Regions from separate parts of the Homo sapiens genome. Here region 1 is linked to region 2. Evidence: read pairs that join two places in POLR2A ChIA-PET (ENCODE). Cell type or tissue: GM12878. All regions are shown on one strand. Links, peaks and the distances in the headings refer to the core of each region. The heading gives the core; the rest is flanking DNA.

Region 1 (4,394 bases), core at 305-4,304, 470 kb before region 2:
CTCATGCCTGTAATTCTACCACTTTGGGAGGCTGAGGCGAGAGGATTATTTGAGCTCAGGAGTTCAAGACCAGCCAGGGCAACATAGCGAGACACTCTCTCTATAAGAAACACAAACAAAAAAAATGTTAAGGCATAGCACTGTAGACTTGAGTGTGAATTAGAAATATCGCTGTCAAGTCATGAAATGTTTTTTACCTTCAAAATATATTCTCTAGTTCTGTTTACTAAAATAGCCCCCATATATTGACAAGTCTACCAAGTAACATAGGGCATCCCTGGAGCCCAGCTTGTGATAAAGAAATTACACTTTTCACTAAAAGAAAACCAGAGCTTCTTGGATAAATGACTGATTCCAAACCTGTGGCAAAAAAAAGTACAAACTAGGCTGGGCATGGTGGCTCACGCTTGTAATCCCAGCACTTTGGGAGGCCAAGGCGGGAGGATCACTTAAGTCAGGAGTTCGAGACCCACCTTGCCAACATGGTGAAACCCTGTCTCTACTAAAAATATGAAAATTAGCTGGGCGTAGTGGTGCGCACCTGTAGTCCCAGCTACCCAGGAGGTTGAGGCAGGAGAATCGCTTGAACCCAGGAGGCAGAGGCTGCAGCGAGCTGAGATCATGCCATTACACTCCAGCTTGGGTGACAGAGTGAGACTCTGTCTCAAAAAAAAAAAAAAAAAGAAAAACCCAAAAAAACAAAAAACAAACCAAAAAAAGTACAAACTTAACCTAGAACATTTTGTAATACCAGATAGCAAGGACTCTATCAACTACTAGGGTCATTTCAAAATGACTCAGGCGTCAACTTGAAGAGATTCCTAGTGGCCACAAATCAGACAATTTTAGCTTCAATAAGGACAAGAATTGGAATGAACTGAAATACATCGAATATATTTACATTTCTGAATTCATAGTAATAAAAAATTGGTCTCCTTTGAAGGATAACAATTAATTCATTATTTCAAAAAATGGATAAATAAAGGAAAGGAATTGGGCGTTATCCTGACTTTCCTATATAAACTATACTACTGGGTAACCACTAGCAGATGACGGAGGCCAGGTGTGGTGGCTCACACCTGTAATCTTAATTATTTGGAAGGCTGAGGTGGGAGGATTGTTTGAGCTCAGAGTTCGAGACCAGCCTGAGCAGCATAGGGAGACCCCATCCCTATAAAAAAATAAAAATAACTGGATATAGTGGTGTGCACCTGTAGTCCCACCTACTTGGGAGGCCAAGAGGAGAGGATCACATGAGCCTATGAGTTTGAGGTTATAGTGAGCTATGATTGTGTTCCTGCACTCCAGCCTGGGCAACAGAGGGAGACACTGTCTCTCTCTCTCTCTTTTTTTTTTTTCTTTTTTCTTCTCTTTCTTTTTCTTTTTGAGACAGAGTCTTGTTCTGTCACCCAGGCTGGAGTGCAGTGTTGCTATCTGAGCTCACTGCAACCTCCACCTCTGGGGTTCAAGCGATTCTCCTGCCTCAGCCTCCCAAGTAGCTAGGATTACAGGTGTGAGCCACCATACCCAGCTGTTTTCTTTATTTATATTTTGTTTTAAAATAAAAAGTAAAAACAAAACCAATAATGCTTTCCTGTCCCGGCCTGTGCGGCGTGGGCTCGTGGGTCTCTGAGACCCAAAAATGGAGAGCGTTTTCGCACCCCAGGGACTGCTCCTGGCAGCTCTGTGGCTGTCACCATGCCACAGAACGAATATATTGAATTACACTGTAAACACTATGGATACCATTTGGATTACCATGAGAAAAAGGGAAAGAAGGAAAGTCGAGAGGCTCATGAATGTTCAAAGAAGGGAAAGAAAATGATTGGTCTGAAGGCTAAGCTTTACCATAAACAGCGCCATGCTGAGAAAATACAAATGAAAAGACTATCAAGATGCATGAAAAGAGAAACATCAAACAAAAGAATGATGAAAAGACTCCACAGGGAGCAGTACCTGCCTATCTGCTGGACAGAGAGGAACAATCTCGAGCTAAAGTACTTTCCAATAGGATTAAACAGAAACGAAAAGAGAAAGTGGGAAAATGGGAAGTCCCTCTGCCTAAAGTACGTGCCCAGGGAGAAACAGAAGTATTAAAAGTTATTCGAACAGGAAAGAGAAAGAAGAAGGCATGGAAGAGGATGGTTACTAAAGTCTGCTTTGTTGGAGATGGGTTTACAAGAAAACCACCTAAATATGAAAGATTCATCAGGCCAATGGGCTTGCATTTCAAGAAAGCCCATGTAACACATCCTGAAATGAAAGCCACCTTTTGCCTACGAATACTTGGTGTAAAGAAGAGCCCCTTGTCCCCACTGTATACAACTTTCGATGTTATTACCAAAGGTACTGTCATTGAAGTAAATATGAGCGAATTGGGCCTTGTGATGCAAGGAGGCAAAGTTATTTGGGGAAATTATGCCCAGGTTACTAACAATCCTGAAAATGATGCATGCATAAATGCAGTCTTACTGATTTGACAGCAATTTTATATATAATTATTGAGGACTACACACCAATTGGAAAAACTGCCATTGCTGTGATGTTTCTGAATACTACCAAACAGCCATACATGTCTGCAATGAAGAGATTTATTAAATTGTAAACATTTAAAAAGTAAATTAAAAAAAAAACCCAATAATGATCACACATAGAACAGACCTGAGCCCTCCCACAGACAAGGCTAGCCAAACCCAACATAGATCAGACAGGCTTCAATTAATCCAAACTGTGAACATGAAATAAATGCTTACTGTTTTTTACACCTAAGTTCTGGGATGGTTTGTTACACAGCACTGTTGTGGCTTTTGCTATCTAATACAGTTCCAATTCAACACCTATATCAAATCTTGTCTAATTTCACTATTGAATGTGGAAAAGACCAGATACTTGTTTACCTAGCCTACCCAACAGTTAATGATGACCACAAGACTCAGTACTTGGAAATAAGCCCTGAGGAGAATTCTCCTGTGGGGGGTTTCTGGTAAACATTTTCCTTCCTAAAGAGTGGTATGTAAAGAGCCTCTCTCACTGTCCTGGCTTCATATACCCCTGTCTTCCTGAATTTTGTGTGACAGTGTGATGCTGGGAGACATTTGCTGCCAAGAGGCAAATAAGTACCTGGATGAAAAGTCAACATTCTGAAGAAGTTGGAGCAAAAAAATAAAAAGTCTAATTTCTTGATTATATCTCCCTATCTTCCTTCATATTTCTTGGTTATGTAAGTAATAAATCCTAGTTGTTAGTTTTTCTATTACTTGCAGTTTACTTTTTTGTTGTTTTTTTGGTAGATCTCCTCTGTAATCAACCTAACTTTCTATTACTACCTAACTCAGACAGCTTAAAAATGTTCATAGTCTTTAATTCAGTAAGTAGTTCCATTGCTATCAATTTAGCACAAGAAAGTAATCCAAGATATGGTCAAAGAATATGTATCAAGGTATTATCTATAAGGAGAAAACTAGAAGATAATGTAAAAGTTCAATATAGAAGAATGATTAAATAAATATCGATAATATACATCCATTAACCTCTATCTTTTTGGAGAATACTTAAGGATATGGAAAATGCTCATGTGTAATAAAAAAATGCATAAAACTGTGTGAGTTATGTCAGAGAAAAATGGAAGAGTAAGGATCTCCAAAAATTCTCTCCACCATGAAAGCAACAAGAAGAAAGCTAGCACAATTGTCAGCATTGACCAGAGAATGTTGATTCAAGAAAAATAGCTGAATTTCAATAAAAGCAGTGAGTTTTGTGGCATTTTGATTTCCCTTATTCCCATCCTTTTCTTCCCAGTTCTGAAGTAGGGTTGAAAATCAACATCCCACAATCATGTTTGCATCTTTCCTTGTCTCGCCTGGCCTTTTCTCTTCTCCTTTCAACCCTGTGCTTGCACTTCCCAATTAAAGTATCAGTGCTGTAATCCTTGCCTCAGGCTCTGCTTTTATGAGCCCTCAGGCTAAGAAGAATGAATATACATTAAAAAACTTGAATAAAACCTTCTGATATCTACAGTAGTAATTGTGGAATTGAGTGTCCTTTATTTTTTTCTTTACTTTTTGGTATTAGCTGTGTTTTTGTCATGAACATGTTTTTCAGAATTAGTAAAAGAAACAAAACCCCAAAACAAAATACAAAAGCAACTGGGTTCAGCATGCCTCTTCCAAGAGAATTATTTTTACTTATCCAGAAATTAGGCAGTTACCTAAACAGTCTTTTGGGTTACTGATATGGCTTGGATGCTTGTCCCTTCCAGATCTTATGTTGAAATGTAATCCCCAGTGTTGAAAGTGGGGTCTGGTAGGAGGTATTGGATCATGGGGGCTGATCCCTCATGGATGGTTTGGTGCCATCCCCATGATAATGAGTGAGTTCTCTCTCTGGTAGTTGAC
Region 2 (4,394 bases), core at 92-4,091:
ATAGTCACCCTTGAGTAGGTTACATTATATAAGAGTCTATCTTATTGGATTGGTGCCATATCGTTGTGAGCTGCCTTTGAAGGGAGCTGTGTGGCAAAAAGCCAAGAGTGGCCTCTAGGAGCTGACAGCCAGCAAGGGAACAGGGACCTTGGTGACACAGCCAGAAGGAAACTTGGAAGTGGATCCCTTCCCCATTGAGCCTCCAGATGAGAATACAGCCAGTTGACACCTTGACTGCAGGCTTGTGAGATCCTGAGATGAAGACCCAGATAACATGTGGCATATACTTTTGACTGCAGAAATCGTGAGGTAATAAATTTGTGGTGTTGGCCTGGCACGGTGGCTCACACCTATAATCCCAGCACTTTGGGAGGCCGAGGAGGGCAGATCATGAGGGCAGGAGTTCAAGACCAGCCTGACCAACATGGTGAAACCCTGTCTCTACTAAAGGTACACAAAAATTAGCCAGGTGTGGTGGTGTGCGCCTGTAATCCCAGTTACTTGGGAGGTTGAGGCAGGAGAATCACTTGAACCCAGGAGGCAGAGGTTGCAGTGAGCCGAGATTGTGCCATTGCACTCCAGCCTGGGCGACAAGGTGAGACTCTGTCTCAAAAAAAAAAAAAAAAACTTGTGGTGTTTCGGCTGCTAAGTTTACAGTCACTGGTTATGTACCATAGAAAATGAATATATATAGGGTGGTCAAAGAAAGTCTCTCTGAGAATGTGACTTGTAAACTGAGGGTGAGGAGTCAACCAAGGGAAGAGTGACAAGACAGAGAGTTCCTGGCAAAGGACTCTGAGGTGGGGAAGAAGTGAAGGAGTTCAAGAACAGAAAAGTGGCCGGTCCAGCTAGAGCCCAGCAGGTGAGGGACGGAGAGAGGAACAAGAGGAAGGCAATGTGGATAAACTTTTAACCTTTTACAAACACAGGACACTTCTCTCTTACTCAAGTTCAAAGCCACATCTGTGAATGTGGTATCAGATAAGCTTCTATAAGAAAGGGACTCCAAAACAGAGTGCCTTAAGTAGGAGAGAAGTTTGCTTTTATTCCATGCAATGGAGCAGAGGAAGGTGAGAGGTTTAGAGCTGGTGTGGTTGGTTGCTGGCTGGATAGACGTGCAACTTTCAGAATGTGGTTTTTTTTCCTGGGCCTGAGGTGGCTCCTTCAGTTCTTCCAATTTTCCAGCCAGTGGGAGGGGAAAAGTAAGAATGGAAGGCTTGGTGTTTCTGTATTAAAACAACAACAACAACAACCACCACCACCAAAAACACTGTGATTTGGAAGTTGTGCTCATCGATTCTGTGCTCAACCCGTTGGCCAGAGCCCAATCCTGTGACCACACCTACGGCCACAGAGTCCCGGGTGGGTGTCTCTAGCTCACCCCTGGGGAGTCCCATGTCTTAAGAGTTCCCTGCTAACTCAGAGCTGTGTTTCTAAAAGTTAGAGTATAGCCTCTGGAGAACAATGAGCAGTCTCTGTCCCAGCTTAACCTTATTTAGCCATAAGGCTGGACACATCTTTAGCTTTCTCCCAAGGCTCCAGGATGGTAGAGGTGACATTCAAAGTGGACTGTCACTTGTCTTCTCTCATCTCTCCAATGATTTCCCAAGAATAGAATAGGATGAGCAGCCAAATAGTGGGCGCGAAGGCTTGTCTCTTTCATTTCCAGCACAGCCCTGGAAAAAAAATCTCCCTACCTCACCTGCAATCACTCCTCCCTGGTCAGAATGTTTCTGCCATTTGGGCTTCATCTTATAGCCTTCGTGCCCATCAGCCCTGAGGGCAGGCAGTTTATGTGTTTGGCATGCCCTGTAACTCTCCAGCATTCTGAACCTTTACTGCAAGTCAGAGGCATTTATTAATGCTGCTAATAATAGTACCTAGCAGGGAAGGACTGGCACAAACATGCAAGAAGCAGCGTTTCCCTTTACTGTGCTTTCATTGTTCACTGGAACATGACAGATGGAGATAAATTCAGACTTGCCTTTTCAGTTCCGTCACTTGGGTTACTGATCCCATTACTAGAAGTTGTGCTTTGCTGGTGCCCGTAGAAACATGCAGCAAATAACAGGCTGTAGGGTGTTCTCATGCTCCATTCGTGCAGCCTGAAACAGAAAAGTTTGGTTTCTGAGAAAGCTGCAGGTTCCATCTCTGTAGCCTGAGGTTGTTTTGAAATGAGGCGGCCATAAAAGCTGAGCACAAGCCGAATCTTGCCTGCCTTCTTGCTTGCAAAGTGCAAAAAGGCAAGCAGAGAAAGCAAAATTACCTGTCTTTGTGTGCCTTTGTGTATCCCTATCTCTCAGTCTTTTACTTTGAAAAATTTCTCTATTTAGAACTGTGTAAATTGATATCAATTGCTAATCTCATTGAAGCCAGGTTTATGCCAAAAACTATGCAGGGAGCCTCCCAGGTATTATTTCTTTTGAACCTCGATAACTCAGTGCTATGTTGTTATTCCCATTTCATAGAGGAGGAAACCAAGGCAGGGAGAAATTCAGGTTATATGTTCAATGTAGCACAGTTGGTAAGGGGCAGAGGTAGAATTTGAACCTGTGTTTTTGTGACCCTAGAACCTGCAGTGGCAACCCCAATATCCTATTGCCTGTTGAGAGAGCAGAGGAGAGTTTGCAATCTCCAGTTGCTTCTTTCCACCACGGGCTGGCAGCTACTGGCCATTCCTATTGTGGAAAGCAAAAGGCATCCCAGCCTGGGAAACCAGCTGGATTTCATCACATCAGCTGAAGTCACGTCAGCTGACTTCAGGTCAGCTGAAGGTGTAGTCACCTGCCTCCACTTCCACTTTCCCTTCACAACTCTCTGTCACCCCACTCACCCCAGTCCTGACACACCAGATGGCTGCTTTTCTACCTGGTTAGTTACTGGGTACTGCAGGCCTCTGTTTCTCCAGGCTTCTTCACCAGTGTTTCTGCTGCAGGATAGGTTCAACGCAGCTTTCGTTGGCTGGTCTAGGACTTGATACAGTGGGCTGCACACTGAGCTCTGAACCAGGAATTCACAAATAAGTTGTTAGGACCTGCCGTGGTCTGAATGTGTTCCCTCTCCCCTCCCCCCAACAAATTCATATGTTGAAACTTAACTGCCAATGTGATAACATTAAGAGGTGGGGCCTTTAGGAGATGAGTAAGTCATGAAGGCTCTGCCTGTTACGAATGGGATGAGTACTCTTATAAAAGAGCTCAAGGGAACTAACTAGATCCCTTTTGTCCTGCCTTCTGCCATACGAGGACATAGCAATAAGGCACCATCTGAAAGCAGAGAGTAGCCCTTAGCAGACACTGAATGTGTTGGTGCCTTGATCTTGGATTTCCCAGCCTCCAGGACTGTGAGAAAATAAATCTCTGTTCTTTGCAAATTACCCAGTCTTGGATATTGTGTTATAGCAGCAGAAACGAACTGAGACAGGACTCTACTCATGTATTGTTTGATGAGTCTCCCGTAGTCCTGCCATAAGAAACTGAGTGCAGGCCAGGTGCCGTGGCTCACGCCTGTAATCCCAGCACTTTGGGAGGCCGAGGTGGGCAGATCATGAGGTCAGGAGATCAAGACCATCCTGGCTAACATGGTGAAACCCCGTCTCTACTAAAAAATGCAAAAAATTAGCCGGGCGTGGTGGTGGGCACCTGTAGTACCAGCTACTCAGCAGACTGTGGCAGGAGAATGGCGTGAACCCGGGAGGCAGAGCTTGTAGTGAGCCGAGATCGTGCCACTGCACTCCAGCCTGGGCGACAGAGGGAGACTCCATCTCAAAAAAAAAAAGGAAAAAAATAAAGGAAACTGAGTGCAAAAACATGCCCGTGCAAAAGTGATCTGTTGAGAGTAATGTATCATGTTGTGAAGGGGTTCACTCACTGTGAGAACATGGTGGAAATGAAGAACACTAGCCTGGGATTCAAGTGAAGCTGTCCTTTCCTGAGCGCTTACTGTGGACTGGGCACTGTGCTGGCCTCTTGCCTACCTGATTTCATGCAGGCCTCAAAATTGTTTTGTGAAGTAGGCTGCCTTATCGATATTTTACAAATGAGAAAACTGAGGCTAGATATATTAACTGGCTTTTCAAGGGCGGTTTGACTTGTAAAGTGGAGTCTTCAGTTTCCAATGCCAATGTTCTTTTTTCTTTCTTTCTTTCTTTTTTTTTAACTCAGCTACTAATTTACTTTATAATCTTAAGGGGAAAAAAACCCTTTTGGCCTTATTTTCATATCTTTAAAATGAGAGGTTAGATTAGATCACGGTTTTCTAATTTGTGTTCCAAGAAACTCCTAGTTAGGTGATCATAGCTACAGGCTTTTGAGCTACTCAAACTTGGATTCGGGTTGCAGCTTAAAAAAATTTTATTTTTTTGTACAGACAGGGTCTTGCTATGTTGCCCAGGC

Evidence for each region. ChIA-PET counts read pairs that join two places held together with the same protein. Peaks named below come from ENCODE experiments on the same cell type or tissue, not always from the same donor. Only the 100,000 strongest peaks of a DNase experiment are listed, where the experiment ranks them.
Region 1: POLR2A ChIA-PET joins it to region 2 with 7 read pairs; 2 of 35 experiments call an interaction of 5 or more read pairs at or near these places.

Annotation. Positions count from the first base shown.
Region 1 is chr12:94,519,176-94,523,569 of GRCh38, reverse strand. The region is part of intron 2 of LOC102724960 (a long non-coding RNA gene); the gene reads right to left. It also overlaps the pseudogene NSA2P2. Among named protein-coding and RNA genes, the nearest start is that of LNCHR1, 25 kb to the right of the region's middle. RefSeq lists an enhancer at 1,619-2,202. In GM12878, for the core only: no CTCF peak of the experiment used is centred there; no DNase peak of the experiment used is centred there.
Region 2 is chr12:94,045,553-94,049,946 of GRCh38, reverse strand. It overlaps LOC105369913 (a long non-coding RNA gene), which reads right to left. Exons shown (of 4, transcript XR_945223.3): 3 at 2,869-3,000; 4 at 1,909-2,105. Among named protein-coding and RNA genes, the nearest start is that of PLXNC1, 100 kb to the left of the region's middle. In GM12878, for the core only: no CTCF peak of the experiment used is centred there; a DNase peak (open chromatin) is centred at 2,006.